2 separate regions of the Homo sapiens genome follow, and region 1 is linked to region 2. Evidence: read pairs that join two places in POLR2A ChIA-PET (ENCODE). Cell type or tissue: B cell. All regions are shown on one strand. Each heading gives the region's core, and the rest is flanking DNA. Links, peaks and the distances in the headings are about the cores only.

Region 1 (8,637 bases), core at 276-8,275, 490 kb before region 2:
ACTTCTTACACCTCCTGATTTGAAAGGTGTGGCTTTACAGTGATCACGCACAGGGCACACTGGCTAGGGAGGCTGAACTTAAAAGACACACTGGGTTTTGGGGCACTGTATTCCCAACCCCCCGGGTTCCATGCAGTCCCCTGGAAGGGCCAGTTTCCTTCAGCGAATACCTTGGCGTGCTCTGCTAAGTCCTGGCTCCTTCCTCGTTCCAAGGATCCTGCTGGAGGTTTGTTTGATCCTAAACAATAGAGCTATCTGCTATGTCCAGGGGTCTAGCCCTTCAAAAATTCTAGAATAAATGGCAGCAAATCCACGTGCCCAAAAGTGCATGTAAATCCAACTGCTCTAGAAGGTTGCTCAATTAAAAATTTGATGATTAACTAAGAAAATAATTGAAAAGAGATACATAACCTAGACAAGCCCAACACAGCCCACAGGGGCCCTTGAAGCAGTGCCAGGAGCTCTATGAGTTTACTAAATGATTCTACCTGCTGAGCTGTCATTTCAGTTCCTTTTAAAACTTGCTTTTATAGCACAAAGGGAAAAACTCTGAGAAAGAGAGCCACATTCCTAATAAATTTGTTTGATTTCTTTTTTATAGATTTTTTTTTTTTTGAGATGGAGTTTTGCTCTTTTACCCAGGCTGGAGTGAACTTCAGTGGCATGATCTCAGCTCACTGCAACCTCCGCCCCCCGGGTTCAAGTGATTCTCCTGCCTCAGCCTCCCGAGTAGCTGGGATTATAAGGTGCCCAACACCACACCCAGCTAATGTTTGTATTTTTAGTAGAGATGGGGTTTTGCCATGTTGGCCAGACTGGTCTCAAACTCCTGACCTCAGGTGATCTGCCCGCCTTGGCCTCCCAAAGTGCTGGGATTACAGGTGTGAGCACTGCACATAACCTCTTTTTTCTACAGATATTAACGAACTTTGTTTCCAGGTTTTTTAAAAAAAAACTGCAGTGCTCCCAAGAGACCAGTAAAATGCCTTTGAAAAAGGAAAAGGCAGCCAGAAGTCTTCCTTTTTTTTTTTTTTTTTTGGAGACAGGGTCTCACTCTGTCGCCCAGGCAGGAGTGCGGTGGTGCAATCTCAGCTCATTGAAACCTCCGCCTCCCGGTTTCAAGTGATTCTCCTGCCTCAGCCTCCCAAGTAGCTGGGATTACAGGCATCTGCCACCACGCCCAGCCAATTTTTGTATTTTTAGTAGATACGGGGTTTCACCATGTTGGCCAGCCTGGTCTCAAACTCCTGACCTCAGGTGATCTGCCCACCTTGGCCTCCCAAAGTGCTGGGATTACAGGTGTGAGCCAGTACGCCTGGCCCAGAAGTCTTATGTAAAAAGAATCTTAGACCCACAGCCTGAGCTGGTCAGGAGGGTGCCCACAGACTGCAGGCCTCTTGGAGCCTCCTGAGAATTTTGACAGGGGCCAGGAATTCCCCCCTTGGCTGACCAGGGACTAAACCAAGCTACAGATGAGTGCTAATGAGGAGGCAGAACACGGGCCTAGAGAGGGTGAAGAGTTTTAATCCCTTCACTGGCCTGCCTCGCCCTGACCCAGTTAGGATTGCAAACAGCCCAAAATGACCTGGCCTCAGCCTGGCTCTCCAAGACCCCTGCTTGAAATGATCACTCCCAAGTGGTCCCTGCACGTGGACAGATGCCGAGAGCCGAGCTCTTCTCCTCACATTAAAAACTCATCGACAATTATATTTTTCTAGGTAAATGAGTTAATTAGACATATTTAAAAACTGATGGAGGATCATGAAACACTTCATATATTTGTTAACTCCTGGAGCGATTCTGTGATATTCCCTCCTCTCTTTAGAATCCTGCTTCCTCACCCAGACGCAGGCTGTCCTGCTCACTGCATGGGGAAGTTTTGTATCCTACCACCACAGGCAGCCCTGAGCTTCCTAGCCCCCAAAAGAGATGTGCCAAGCATGTTCTATCTCTTTCCGGGACCCTGCCATGTACCCCAACTTTGAGATCTAAAAACCTTTGACTCCTTAAGAGAAGGGAAGCCCAGATTGGAGTCCTTGGAGGTTAGCAAAGGGTTTGCTATTGAGATAGGAAAGGTGGGCTGGTACAGTACAAGGTCAGGCACCTGCCTTAATTTCTGTGAGGTCCATTACTTACCTTATCTTTTGGGATAAAAGACAAACTAACAAGGACAATAGGTGGGGAAGGAAAGGAGGGAGGTTTATTTCCTAGGCAAGAATCTTAATTCTTGGATTTGGTAGAAGTTGAAGGTGGTGGTAGTCTCTGAATTTTGCACTGTCTTAGCAATAAAGTAAAAAAAAAAGAAAAGAAAGAAAGAGAAAAGAAAGAAAAGGAGAGGAAGGAAAGGAAGGAAAGGAAGGGAAGGAAGGGAGGAAGGGAGGAAGGGAGGAAGGAAGGAAGGAAAAGAAAGAAAATGAAAGAAAGAAGAAAGAAAGAAGGAAGGAGAGAAGGAAGGAAGGAGAGAAGGAAGGAAGGAGAGAAGGAAGGAAGGAGAGAAGGAAGGAAGGAGAGAAGGAAGGAAGGAGAGAAAGAAAGAAGAGAAAGAAAGAAAGGAAAAGAAAAGAAAAGAAAAGAATTCCTGGTGGTCCACTGTACCCACCCAGCAGAAGCTTTATGGACTAGTCTAGAATGTGTTCAGTATCTGACAGTACACATTGTGGAACTTAGCTCTCATAAATCTCTAATCTCACTTCCTAAAAACAGTCACACCCCACTTTCTTGTATCTGTGTCTGCTATATGCAAACTGAGATGGAAAATATAAAACAGCACAGACAGAAGAAAGAAAGTAGCTTTAAGGCAAACTAGATTCCATACATTCTTTGCCGTTCTTCCTTTTGTACATCATCAAAGAGCTGCTTGGTGAGGTTGTCCATTTTTTCTGTAAAAAGAGAATGCTTTTTGAGATATGTCTGCCAAATCAATGCCTTGATTGTTTCATGTTATGTTTAAGAAAGTGAGAATGTCAGGACAATCATGTGATGTTTATTATTAACAGGACTTACAATGAGAGTATAGCTCATTTTTTATAAACAAGAAATAAAGATGAGGGGGTTTCAAAATAATAATTCTCACAAATTTGTCAGATTGGAATTATCAATAAATAGTTTCATTTATAGTACTTTTGTTGGTCTGTTATTTATTAAAGTAGATATTGGCTTTGAGACAATGAATATTATTAAAAATAAATAGAGGCCGGGCGCGGTGGCTCACGCCTGTAATCCCAGCACTTTGGGAGGCCGAGGCGGGCGGATCACGAGGTCAGGAGATCAAGACCATCCCGGCTAAAACGGTGAAACCCCGTCTCTACTAAAAATACAAAAAATTAGCCGGGCGTAGTGGCGGGCGCCTGTAGTCCCAGCTACTTGGGAGGCTGAGGCAGGAGAATGGCGTGAACCCGGGAGGTGGAGCTTGCAGTGAGCCGAGATCCCGCCACTGCACTCCAGCCTGGGCGACAGAGCGAGACTCCGTCTCAAAAAAAAAAAAAAAAAAATTAAAAAAAAAAAAAAATAAATAAATAAATAGAAACCCTTTGGGAAGAAAATGATCCATTTGTGACAAGGTTTCTCGGTCTTGGCACTATTGCTACTTTGGGCTGGATAATTCTTTGCTGTGGAGAGGGGCTGTCCCACGCATTGCAGGATTCTGAGCAGCAACCCTGGCTTCTACCCTCTAGAAGCCAGTAGCACCTCTGCTCCAGTTGTGACAACCCAAATTGTTTCCAGACATTGGCAAATGTCTGGGGGGTGAGGTGGCAGCAAAGCTGAGAACCACTCATCTGTGATAACCAAGAAAATAATCAAGTGTCTGTCTCTATCTGGGAAAGAGGAAGTACAAAAAAGGCAGCTGTTAACACTGAAATACAAGAGTCGCAAACACAAAGTCTGCAGGCCGAAGGGCAGGACGTTCCATGGCTATGACAACCCCACATTCCCAACACACCCATATGCCACAGGGGCCATCAAAATGGGAGAATGGCAGTGCAGCCCCTCAAATGGTGATGTCCCTATTTGCACTAAGCTGATATCTCATCCTTGAGCTCTACCTCACCTCTGAGCCCCACCCCAGAAGGAGTCCTCGGGGTGCACCGTCGATAGCAATTCTCCAAATTACTTTTTTTTTTTAGCCAACAGTTTAATAGTTTGTCTAACATAGTGCCAAATGTTTCTGAATCAAAATGACTGCTTCAGAACGTTGTAAGGCAGCCAGGAAATACTGGGGGAAATGCTCAAGCTTTAATTTAGAAGCCAACACGTTTTATATAACCTCAATTTTCAATTAACCAAAAGCATTGGCTTTAATTCTGGTGCTTACCATCTTAGGCCATTTGCAGATGCGCTAAAGAAGCTGCTCGAATGTGATTTACTTCTCAAGAGGAATGGGATTATGTCCATGTTAAGTTAGAATCTCAAAAAGGAGAAACAGCATTTGATAGCATCCCTGGGTCTTAGGTCACAAGCATAGGTAAAGGTTGGTGCTATTCACAAAACACTGTTTGCCATGTCGGGGGAGGCGCACAGGATAATCAGTTTATAAATATTACATTGAAAGTTTTCATGGACTTTTTGGAAGAGGATGTAAAATTATTCACCCAAACATGACATGGTCTCAGAAACATAATTTTCAGGTTATATTCCTGAGAATTTAAATGCCCTTGTGGGAAATTCTATTTGAAGTTAGGGGGGAAAAAAGCCAAAACAACCACCCAAGAGGAGTGTGCTGTAATAAAAAGGGTGGAGATGAGGAAACCCTTTCCTAACTCAGGTTCAAGGTTTACTCCCGGACCTCTGACATGCTCCTGTTCATCTCTGACATTCACATGGCTTCTGTGCCCACACCATCAGCCCTACAGAGACAGGGTGGAGGGCACGCAGCACCTAGAACAGGAGGGCATGGCCTGCTCCTCGTCAGCACCTGCACAGCCTTTCCTGCCCCAGTGCCCTGGTGTCAGGCTGTTTACTCCCTCTTCACCAACATTCGCTCCTCCCACTCTCCGCCCTGAACTCCCAGGGCTCTGCACTCCTCTGGGCCCCATCATATCCACCATTTGCTGGGCTAGAGGTGCGTGTAGAATCCCCAGGCCTGAACCCTCGTGTTCCTGCTGCCCCCACGTTGGAGCTCAAGGAAGAGATCCCTAGGCAAGATCACTGAGAGTGGTGATTTAAACTATCTGGTCAGGGATCACCAGGCTCTGTTGCCTGTTGCCTTTTCTGGGGTACAACAAGTATTGTCAAGTTGAACTTGAGCTGAAAAGCTCAAATGTGTAGAGCTAGGCTAAGCGTAGCTGTTCCACAGCCCTAAAGGAAGTGATACCTACTGGTTCCAGGGTCTGCCCTTCTTCATTCAGGGCAGGACAGTAGCAGAGGACATGGGTGTCACTTAGGCTAAGTAACTCCGACAGATCAGAATTTTTTCTGCAAATCTTTGGTGAGCACCAAACATGACTGCAGCATTACTCTGACTGTACATCAGGATTACCGTAAAGGTTTTCTAAAATTACGGATGTCTGAACCACCTCTGACACCACCACACACGAATGCGCACACACAGACACACACACACCCATTTCCTGATGCAAAAGCTCCGGGCTCATGGTCCGACCATCTGTACTTTGCAAAGGGCCCAGGAGGTTCTGAGGCACAGAGAGGAAATGCTGTGCTGTCTGACAAAAGACAGAAATAAAACAGACGAATCTGTAGGGCAAAGTTACCACGACTTAAATATGGCTATTCCTTGTGAGCAAAAATTGCCTCACTAAACTAAGTGTACACCAGAGACCCCTGGTTCTAAAACTGGTCAACCCCAGTATTGTTTACTGAGTGACTAAATCAGTGAATGTCTGGATTTGTGCCCCCCAAGCTTTACCTTTTAACTCTTCAGTCTTCTCTTGAAGCTTCAGCTGTATTTGTTCTTTCTGTGTTTCCAGTTCTGAATTATGCTTCTGAAGCTTTGCCAATTTCTAGCAGAGGGAAGGGGGAAAAACAAACTTTTTTGAAAACCTCACTTCAAGTTGTCACCATTGCCTTTCTTCACAAAAAGATGTATATTCTTAAATTAGTTTATTTTTTCTCAGCTCCTGTCTATAGATAACAGCGAGCACCAGCCACTGTAAGACGCTGCCATTTGTTTCACATGCAAGAGCTCAACGTGACTTCAAAGGTGACACTATTCCCGACCTGGCCAGCAATGACTGAAACAAGGAGAAAGGACACATTCAAGGGCTCCTCAATGTCAAGGACATACTTCTTCCTTTTGTCGAGCTTCTCAATAGCCAGGGGACTTTATATGTCGAATATGCTATGATTACACAGTTGATGGCGTAAAGGGGATTCACACTTTGCAACTGTTATGACTCAGGAAGGATGTGTGAGCACAGCAGGATTCCTATCATTTCAACTTCTCCTGGTAAAGTGTCTGCTGGGCTGGCAGCAGGCCCCGTGGTGCTGACTGATGGTGACTGGCAGCTGGCGATGCCCACGGCAGCAGTGTTGGTGCACCCAGCACCGGGTCATGGGGAGGGCAAAGGGATGTCTTCTGGGCCTCCAAGCCACCAACCCTGGGTGCTAGGACTTTGAAAATGCAGCAGAGGCTGGGCACGGTGGCTCACACCTGTAATCCCTGCATTTTGGGAGGCCAAGCGGGGGTGGATCACTGGAGGTCAGGAGTTCGAGACCAGCTTGGCCAACATGGTGAAACCCCACCTCTACCAAAAATACAAAAAATTAGCCGGGCGTCATGGCGCATGCCTGTAATCCCAGCTACTCGGGAGGCTGAGGAAGGAGAATTGCTTGAACCCGGGAGGTGGAGGTTGCAGTGAGCCGAGATTGCGCCACCGCACTCCAGCCCGGATGACAGAGCAAGACTCCGTCTAAAAAAACAAAAAAAAAACAAAATGCAGCAGAGTGGATGATAATAAAGATCACCTTCTTAGAACACACTAGCTCACACTTTTGCAGGGACTCACCATAGGCATTTGGCTACATTATTTCATCTGACCATTTTATTCTCACAACAATTCTGTCAATCTCTTTTTGTTATTCTCATTTTATATAGGAGGAAACTAAAATTCATTATGGTAGGCATTTGGCTAACGTATTTCATCTGATGATTTTATTCTCACAACAATTCTGTCAGTCCTTTTTTGTTATTCTCATTTTTTTATATGAGGAAACTAAAATTCAGAGAGGGTAAGGGACTTTAGCCAAGGCTGCCCAGCCAGACAAAGGCAAGATTTGAATCTAGGGCATCTGGTTTTTATGCTGACTGCTCTTTTCACTACACCAGAGATGAAAACCCTACCCTAGCTTTGCATCGCTGTTCAGGGGAAGACATTTCCAGGGCATAGACCTTAAGGACAAGTGATAGGAGACCAAGGTCATCCTGGAAGAAAGGGAGGCAGCCAGCCAGGGCTCTTTGGGCCTGTCATCATTTTGCAAAACTTGAAAGAAAGAGAAAACCTATGTTGCATTTCTCTCATTATTAACCTCCTCCCTTCCCCTAGACTCTAATCCTCTGATCTCGCCTTTCCTAAAAGGTAGGCTCCCTTTGGTAATGGAAGTTGATAGCAAAATCTGATTTGCTCTGCAGAAATCCACTTCATAGGAAAAGCTGGCAGCGCTCATCTTTTTCACAGAGAGTCCGCATATTTCCATCCCGTCTCACACGCCCGCAGCTGACCTCTTCCACAGCATCCCTGTATCTCTTCCCCTTCTCCTCGTAATTTCGCCTGTGAGTGGCTGCTTTTTCTAGTTCTGCTTCCAGCTTCTGAATCTTTTCCACATCCCCAGCTCGAAGAGCAGCCAGGCTAGTCAGCTTCTCCACCAGCCCATGGTTTTCTTTGTTCTAGAGAAAAGAAAATTCAGATGTTTAGAGGTTAATCCAAACAAAGATGCTGTTCCATTTAATTCTCATAGCCTTTGACACAGCATCCAAATTTGAGAGGTTGCTTTATGCTGATCACACTTATCACTGCACTGACATTTGTTAGCATCTTCTTTGTGGTGAAACAGTATGGCAGATCTTGCTGGGTACACATCTTCCCAAACTGGTGGCTATTTTAATGTGGGAAGTTTCCAATTCTGGCAAACCAGGACAACCCTAGTGTTATGAACTGTGCCCCCCGCCAAAATTCATTTGTTGAAGTCCTAACCCCTGAATTTAGGAATATCGCTGTTTTGAAGACAGGGTCTTTAGAGAGGGAATTAAGGTAAAACCAGCCCTCAGGGTGAGCCCTAGTCCAATAAGATTGGCGTCCTTAGAAGAAAAGGGGATTAAGACACAGACACAGGCATGGAGGGAAGATCATGTGAAGACAGAGGGAGGTGGCAGCCATCTACAAGCTAAGGAGAGAGGCCTCAGAAGAAACCAACCCTGCCAAAACCTTGATATGGGACCTCCAGCCTCCAAAACTGTAAGACACTAAATTTCTGTTGTTTAAGCCACCCAGTCAGTGATACTTTGCTATGACAGTCCTAGCAAACTAACACACCTAGGACAGAGCTCAGGCAGCGTTGGGACTCCCACCAGGCATTGCTCCTGGCCGGCTGCGGCTATTTTTAAGTGCTATTCTGCACAAGCTGTGTAGCATGCAGGCTTGTTACACAACAGCACAATGAGGGAAACCCCACCAGACACCAAGT
Region 2 (8,637 bases), core at 228-8,227:
TAGGAAAATGTGTGATTTCTATTTAAATATGTTGTCACCTTAAGCCATACAAATGAACTTGATTCTGTAGCCTTTATGGCTAAGAATTCAGTCAGCTGCAAAATAGGGCTATTGAAACTGCTTCATCACTAATTTTTATTTTTCATTTTATATTATTTTTTGAAACAGTCTCACTCTGTCGCCCAGGCTGGAGTGCAGTGGCATGATCTCAGCTCACCGTAACCTCCACCTCCCAGGTTTAAGCGAGTCTCATGCCTCAGCCTCCTGAGCAGCTGGGATTACAGGGGCACACCACCATGTCCACCTAACTTTTGTATTTTTAGTAGAGTTGGGGTTTCCCCATGTTGGCCAGGCTGGTCTCAAACTCCTGACCCCAAGGGATCCACCTGCCTCAGCCTACCAAAGTGCAGGGATTATAGGCGTGAGCCACTGTGCCTGGTCAATCACTAATTTTTAAAGTCCACTTTTAGAGTATAACGGGGTGAGATTTTACTAAGCCTGAGCCCTCAAAAGTATAAGATATGGCTTTTTTTTTATTACAGGCTAATCCAGCTGGATCATAGGAAAGAAATATGTAGATGGACTATAATTATTGTGGTTGGAACATAGCCGTGACAGCTAGCCAACAATCCAGTCAGAAAAACATGGTTTTGTTGTTTGTTTGTTTCATTGCTTTTGTGAGACATCAGTTTGTGCCAGATAACTCTGAGAATGTAATTGAAATCTAGAGTTATTGTTCTAAACTCACTTATGAGAAATAAAAACATGTCTTTCTTTTAAAGTAATCCATTAAATGCTTACTTGAAAGATAAAAACATTTATTTAGTCTTATGAAAGTTTCCATTAATAAATAATAAATTGCAGAATTCCCAAGATGGTTTTTCCTTAGTAGAGATTTTTAAAATGTTTCACTCTTTCTCTTAATATTGATAACTACGCCAGGTAAACCACACAGAATTAAGTGCATCTTGGGTTAAAGGCCCTTAGAGCATTCCAGATGTCTCAGGTATCCACAATGTATCCCAAATCAGAGTCCAAGAGACATTGAAAAGGACTGAAGCAGGACATAACCATGGGTGACAAGATCTTCATCTCCAACTTTATGTGCTTTGCAGTTCACAGAATGCATTTGGTAAACCCAAGGTCTCAAACAGGGGTGGTAAAAGCTAGGGGTAGAGGTGGGCCCAATATGGCTACTAAGGAAATGTATGGCCAGGCACAGTGGCTCACGCCTGTAATTCCAGGACTTTGGGAGGCCAAGGCGGGTGGATCACTTGAGGTTAGGAGTTCAAGACCAGCCTGGCCAACATGGTAAAACCCCATCTCTACTAAAAACAGAAATTAGACAGGCGTGGCGGCGGGTGCCTGTAATCCCAGGTACTTGGGAGGCTGAGGCAGGAGGTGGAGGTTGCAGTGAGCTGGGGTCGTGTGACTGGACTCCAGCCTGGGAGTATAGTGAGACTCCGTCTCAAAAAAAAAAAAAAAGAAAGAAAACGTATTAGAGTAGATTCTTCCTCTTTCTTCAGAGGACATGGAGAAGCAAGGGAGTAGAATTCCTTGCTAAGTCATTCCCCTCAATCTTTGTTGACATCTTAGGAACACCAGGCAATCATATGCTTCCTCTTTTCTGGTTCTGAATCAGTTGAAAAATAGGCATACAAATGTAATGGAAATCAAAATGCGTCTTTACTCATGGTAAAGCTGGACCAGGGAACACAGCTACCACCGTGGCCTGGATAGGGGCTACTACCAACCGAGTTTGGTCCATCATTTCTACCTATGCATAGAGAGAGTTCTCTTCAGAGCACACTTGACCTGCCTATGCTGGGAAGGGAGTCTCTGCTCTCATTCCCTGTTAAACACAGAGAAGAGAGCCGCGGGACATCAGCCTCCAGAAGGTAGGCCCTGAGCCCTCATCCTGCTCTGCTGGATGCAAGGGAACAAAATTAGAGAGGACTGCATGCGGGCAGGTCTCAGCTAGGGAGAGAGAGCAGGCAGCTTGACCTTTACTCGCATCTGACTGACTGTATCGGTCACTCCCCCAACTCCCTACAGGGCAGAACTGGAAGCTGCCTTCTTGCTTCTCTGAGAGGACAAAGTGTGGACAAAAGGCACTATTTTAGGGCCTAATGATGTAACACAAGAAGAAAGGGAGAAATATTCCCTCGGCTGTCATGTGGCTCAGTGTTATCCTCTCAGAACATTCCAGAATAGGTGGGTTCTGGAAGTTAGATTTCAAAATGAGCTCAAGTTGTAGTCAGGGTAGCTCTGGCTGATATCCACTCCCTGCAGCTCACTGGTGGATGAGCTGGGGGAGGCAGATGTAAAATGTGGTTTGAGCACTTGCGACTGGAAATCTTGAAATCAATCCCGGAAAGGAGCCAGGGATTCCCTCCTGAGAACCGCACAGGACATATGTGGAGAAAGGAAAGTAACTTATATTTATTTTTATTTGAAACTGTCCTTGAGAATAAAAGGTGTCTCCCTCCTGAGGCTGTCAGTCAGGAGGAGAAAAGCCTTGGTGAGGAGTGGGCGTATCTGGCTATGTGTTTGAGGGCAAGGTTGAGTTTTAATGGTGTCCTCATTCTGCTCTTCATTTAAGCAAAACCCTCCCTTATCTTCAAGATGACCTTTGCTTCCACCTAAACTCGTCAAAACAGGCATTCCTTCATTCCTTCAAGTGTGGCTCATAGGTAGATGGTAGAAGAAAAATAAATTAATTGAAATAATTAACAATGAATTGTGAGTCTTAGATCTCTTTAGCTACCTCAGATGCATTTCTGTTTTGTTTTGTTTGTTTTTTTTTTTTTTTTTTGTGAGATGGAGTCTTGCTCTGTCACCCAGGCTGGGGTGCAATGGCACAATCTTGGCTCACTGCAAGCTCTGTGCCTGGGTTCATGCCATTCTCCTGCCTCGGCCTCCCAAGTAGCTGGGACTACAGCCACCCGCCACCATGCCTGGCTAATTTTTTGTATTTTTAGAAGAGACACGGTTTCACCGTGTTAGCCAAGATGGTCTGGATCTCCTGACCTCGTGATCCGCCTGCCTCGGCCTCCCAGAGTGCTGGGATTATAGGCGTGAGCCACTGCGCCCTGCCAGATGCATTTGTATTTTAAAAGAACAGTGAGTCTACAGGAATAAATACCTCATTGGTTTACATTTTAGGCAGAATTCTGAAGCTATTTGTCTGGGAATCAGAGATAGATAGAGTTGTTCCCAGCACCATGGAGACAATACAGCCTTCTATGAAACGTAGAATGAGTAAGGACCAGGCACAGATTCAGCAGAGGTCAAGGAGGTTGAAGACACAGAAATGAGCATTGATTGGCATAGAATGAGGTCATTGGTCACTTAAAGGAATTGGGGAGCACTAGTGCTTATGGAAGATAATGCCTGTAGTATGGTTCAATCCAACTAGTACTAACAATGGGGTACTATCTGCCAAGCTCTGGGCTGGACACAACCAAAGCTTGAGTAAAAGAATACACTCACCTGGAAGAATGGGACAGTGCTCGGAAGAAGGAGTAGAAAGAAGTATTTTAATAGTCTGGACGTTTGAACTGGTGAGTAGACATTTCAATAGTCTGGATGTTTGAACTGGTGAGTAGACTTCCCTTTTTCTAAGCAAATCCCTAGCCTTGAACGAAGGAAATGCCAACCCCTTCCTTTCTGGCCGTAGAACTCATGCCATTCACCGCCTAGATGATGTGCTCTGGCTAGTCCTTTGATCCATCCAAATATGCATTCAGTTCCTCCCCTAGGCAATCCTTCTGCTCAGCCAAGCTGGTACCCAGTTGATACCTCATACCTTTCACACATCTCTCCTTGCCTCTGCTCCTGCTGTCCTCCCCTCCAGCTTCCAAGACAGGGCTCTTCACGCCCCTTCTGAATTCTGCACCTCCTTTGAAGCTGGCCCAAGTACTCAGGTACTTCCTTTTCTGGGCAGGCTTCCCTGAGTACCAGGATCCTTCCCTTCTCTGAACTCCAGGTATTGTATTAATAATCATAATGGCAATGATCACAGCAGTAATGATAATGCCTTACATTTGAATAGGTACTAAGAATTTTTCAAAGTGCTGCCACATACTTCATTACACTTATGCGTCACAGGATGATGCAAAGGATGGTAAGAGATTAATATTATTTCTGCCTAAAAACAAAATAAAAAATTCAACAAGGAGGCCGGGCACAGTGACTCATGCCTGTAATCCCAGTACTTTAGGAGGCTGAGGCAGGAGGATTGCTTAAGCCTAGGAGTTCAAGATTACAGTAAGCTATGATTATGCCACTACATTCTAGCTTGGGCAACAGAGTGAGACTCTGTCTAAAAAAAAAAAAAAAAAGAAAAAAAAGAAAAAATCAGCAAGGAAACAGGTCCATAAAGAGTAAATACTTTTCTACTTTTTCCAGGGCCATATGCTCCAGGATGCATTGCATCTGCCATTTGGGTCTGATTTAAGGTACAGTTTCTGATTAAATGTTATTTTACACTGATTTCAAATTATTTCATATTGCTAGTCTTGGCTTTCTAATAAGATTTATACTTTTCTTCAGGGCAGGAAAAATCTCTTGTGTTTTTTGGTATTTCTCTAGCACTCAGGATTACACTGAGTCCACAACGGGGGCTTTTAAAATGCTTTAATGATGATGTTGATGGTCACAGGTTTATGTTCCTGCACATTGTATGAGCATGAATATTTGAGTTTGCTGGGAGGCACCAAGGCAGCATAATTCCATTTGACCCTATTTCAAGTGTTGGAGATCGTGGGGCATCTGGAGATGATGGGACATGTGTAGACTGAGGAGTAGCTCTCTGCGATGAAGTTCTTTTAGATTAGGAATGGTAGCATTGTCGACTACATCAGTAGTACATCGTCAGTAGACAACGATGTACTACTGATATAGTCGACAATGCTACCATTCCTAATCTAAAAGAACTTCATCATGGGTATACAGATGGGGAGGAATAAAATATCTTAAAGTGTCACCTCCATAGCCCCTACAATACTAATTTTAATTTGGAAGTATGTGCCCTGACCTTTTGAGCCATCTGATGTGAAATTCCCTGCCTCCCTCTCTCTTATCAGTCGTGGCATTTTAGCCTGTACCTGGTTCAGTGGGGAAGAGGGAAAACACTTGATTCTACGGCATGACAATAACGCTCATAGAGAGAATGTGCTGGAAGGTTGGCCATCCTGCTGGTGCCTTTGGCCATCTGAAAGGGAAACTGGGGAGGCATGAGATGGTCCTCTCTCTCCTGGGGCTTTGGGAAGGAAGGATGGTCTATGGATCACTCCCCTGGCTCCATGGTTGACCCCTGAAGGAGAGGAGTGGAGCTCTGCTCAGGCTCCAAACCCAACTCCTTGAGGGTAAAGCTACTGAAGATAATTGAGGTAACAGGGTAAGGACAATCCGGGGTTCAGCTCAGGGATGGGCTGACCGCGTGTCCCAGGAGTGACGGAGCCACTGCTTGCTGTATCTACTGGCTTGTTGCTGTGTAGATTTTATGTCCCACAATTAGGGTATGCGGTCTCAAAATATGAAGACATCATGACGGTTTGCTTATACATTAATTAACATTATAGTTTCAATACTTACAGAAAACCCTATCAACTATTGATTACTGTGTAAAAGATTAATTGGAACCAGCGTTCAAACTCAAGTATGTGTAGGCAAGCCAGCAAGATTATCGAGGCAAAAAATATCAATGTATGCCTCTCAGTTTCTGAATCACTCTTGTGGATCACTTTTAATAAACATGTAACACCTACTTCTTTTCTAAATAATGACATCAAATGTTCCAGAGAAGTTGACCTTTTCCAGAGGGAAATCAATCAAACTCTGACAATGTAACAAACATCCTGAGACAAATGTAAGAGCAAGGGAAGTAAACAGAATATTTATTATGATAAGAATTATTTCCTTTTCCAGAATTCTTATCTTTGGGCTTATCACACTGGGAAGTCCTAGAATTGGCTGTGAGATGAAAACAAAGGAAGTAGTTTAAAAATTCTGAGTAAGAAAATACTAATTTTATACATATTAAAGTATAAACCATATAAAAGTATAAAATCTTATTACAGAGCCAACACTAGCAGCAAGAAAGAATTTTAAAACAGTGCAAGATAACACTGAGTGATAAACCATAAATCAGAGTGACCACAATGGCAGATATAATGCATGGGCTGGTATCTAGTTGTTTAACTCATGAATTAAAGTAAAACAAGCAAGTACTCATGTAGTGCTGATTCTATGCCAGGCACTATCCTAAGTGATTTAAATATGCTAACTGACTTAACTCTCATAATAACCTGATGAGATAGGTCTTATGATAATCATTTTATAGATGAGGAAACTGTGGCACAGATCAGTTAAGTAATTTTCCCAAGGTCACACACCCAGTAAGCGACAGTGTTGGGGATATGACCCCAGGGAGTCTAATTCCAAAGTCTGAGATCTTAACCACATAGCATCTCATATGTCTAGTACTGGTGGTAGTAATAATAACTCTTTTGTTATTATCTCCTATGTCAATACCTGAAGTCAACCTTCAGGTATTACATGAAATGCATACATGCATGTAACTGACCATTGTTGTATAACAAGCCATATCCAGAATACCCCATCTTCACATATCCAGACTATAATGGGCACTGTGCAAGTGTCCTGATCATTATCTAGCTCACTTAGGTGGAGCCGGAAATTGTTTGCAGGCCCGCAGCCCATTCCCTATAGGCAGGTTGCCATAACTTGTGCCATGGAGGCACGACCCACCAGGCCAGGCATGGACACCTGCTCCAAAGGCAGCCATCTGAAGATTGGGCAGTGACCTGTGACCAGCCTCACCTAAGCCCTTCGACCAACATGGTGGTAATGGGACCCGTCATACTCTGTCTCTTGGAGACTTTTCACATGAGGCCATAGAGCAGATGCTGAATGAGTGAACTGGTGTTGAATTGGAGAGAGACCCAGAGAAAGCACTGGAGAGATGTCATGAGGCAGTAGAAGCCATGAACAAGAGGGGGCATGAGGTAGACAGGGAGAGGGCGGGAGTCAGTCAGCTGTGGGTAGGAGGAAAACATGAGCCAAAAGCAGGCTGTGAGGAATGGAGTCACAAATTCAGTTGCTGATGGAGAATGCGGTGAGCCCTGGGTTGACACTGGGTGACCAGAGCTATGTGACATCTTGAAATTTCATGAGTGACACTTTCTGTGAAGCCAGCGGTGCAGTTCTGGAGATGGTTTCTTGTCCTCTTTAGGTTTCCATACATTCTTATATTAATCTCCCATTACGGAAGTAGTTTGACTTCTTTTTTTTTTTTTTTTTTTTTTTTGCATCTTGCAACCTGAAAGAACCTAACCTAGGTAATTACAGTCCTAGCCTTTGCCTTCTTTTTGTTCCTCCTCCTCCTATATGCCATTACCAAATCCTTGCCAAATTTGTCCTCAGACCCCTTCTCCCTCCTTTCCACACTACCTGTGGTCCTTAATCCTCCCACCCAGGTGCCTGCGGTGGCCTCCTAGCAGGGGCTGCTTTAAAAACATCAGAAACATAATTTTCTAAATTGTTTAAAAATCATTCTGATGAAGAATTTCAATGAGCTTTGGACTCACTTGTTACAAAAAAGTAAATCGGCTCTTTTTGATGGATGTGCTATTATCACTGATTGAAATAAAAGAATATGAACATTTCCTAGCTGAATTTCAACAAAAATGCTTGCGTAATGGTATGTGGGATTGAAAAAGTAATTTTAATTTATAAGCATGCTTCTTCTTTTGGGTCGGCTTTACTTTGGTAAAGTGTCTTTTATCAGCCGTGACAGCCCTAAAACCCAGTGTCAGCATATAACAGTCTTCTGTAAGTCAAGATTTTCAAAATAATCAATCTTAGCCCATCTTATTTATTCACCCCTAAATTATTATTTTAAGGAATAATTATATTAAATATTATTTGAAATGCTTATACTTTCTAATCTCTCATTTTAAAAAATTCTTTGTGAGCATATGTTTTACAATGCATATATTAGTAAAATAGTGTGAATATTTTATAAAGTGGTACAAGTTCAAAGCATTTTAAATGATGAAGTATGTGACAGAAAAAAGGTGGGGCCAAGGCCTATGGGATAAAATGTTAGGTTTTCAAAGTTTTTCTCTAGCTAGCCTCCTCTTACCTTGCCTCTCTGGCCATTTTCCATCCCAACTTCTCCGCTCCATTCAAGCTCTCCATTTCTGGAAGCTGATGCTACTACAAGCTCCCCTCTCAGCTTCTCCTTCATCAGGTGAACTCAGTTGACATTCCTTTCTCCTTCTACCAATCCAGATGATCAAATTTTATTTTATTTTTGATATGGTTTGGTCGTGTCCCCACCCAAATCTCACCTTGAATTGTAGCTCCCATAATTCCCACATGTTGTGGGAGGGACCTGGTGAGAGGTAATTGAATCATGGGGGTGGGTCTTTCCTATGCTGTTCTCGTGATAGTGAATAAGTCTCATGAGATCTGATGGTTTTATAAAGGGCAGTTCCCCTGCACACACTCTCTTGCCTGCTAGCATGTAAGCTATGCCTTTGGTCCTCATTTGCCTTCTGCCATGATTGCGAGGCCTCCCAGCCGTGTGGAACTGTGAGTCCATTAAAC

The links. ChIA-PET counts read pairs that join two places held together with the same protein. Peaks named below come from ENCODE experiments on the same cell type or tissue, not always from the same donor. Only the 100,000 strongest peaks of a DNase experiment are listed, where the experiment ranks them.
Region 1: POLR2A ChIA-PET joins it to region 2 with 11 read pairs; 4 of 35 experiments call an interaction of 5 or more read pairs at or near these places.

What each region holds. Positions count from the first base shown.
Region 1 is chr15:52,229,807-52,238,443 of GRCh38, forward strand. It overlaps MYO5C (myosin VC), which reads right to left. Exons shown (of 41, transcript NM_018728.4): 22 at 7,676-7,840; 23 at 5,864-5,957; 24 at 2,816-2,879. LOC105370820 (a long non-coding RNA gene) reads left to right here. Exons shown (of 4, transcript XR_007064638.1): 4 at 6,072-7,520. Among named protein-coding and RNA genes, the nearest start is that of GNB5, 43 kb to the left of the region's middle. In B cell, for the core only: no CTCF peak of the experiment used is centred there; DNase peaks (open chromatin) are centred at 2,725, 3,795, 4,985, 5,465 and 2 weaker places; H3K4me3 peaks cover 4,582 bases; H3K27ac peaks cover 8,000 bases.
Region 2 is chr15:52,716,115-52,724,751 of GRCh38, forward strand. No RefSeq gene overlaps it. Among named protein-coding and RNA genes, the nearest start is that of ATOSA, 41 kb to the left of the region's middle. In B cell, for the core only: no CTCF peak of the experiment used is centred there; no DNase peak of the experiment used is centred there.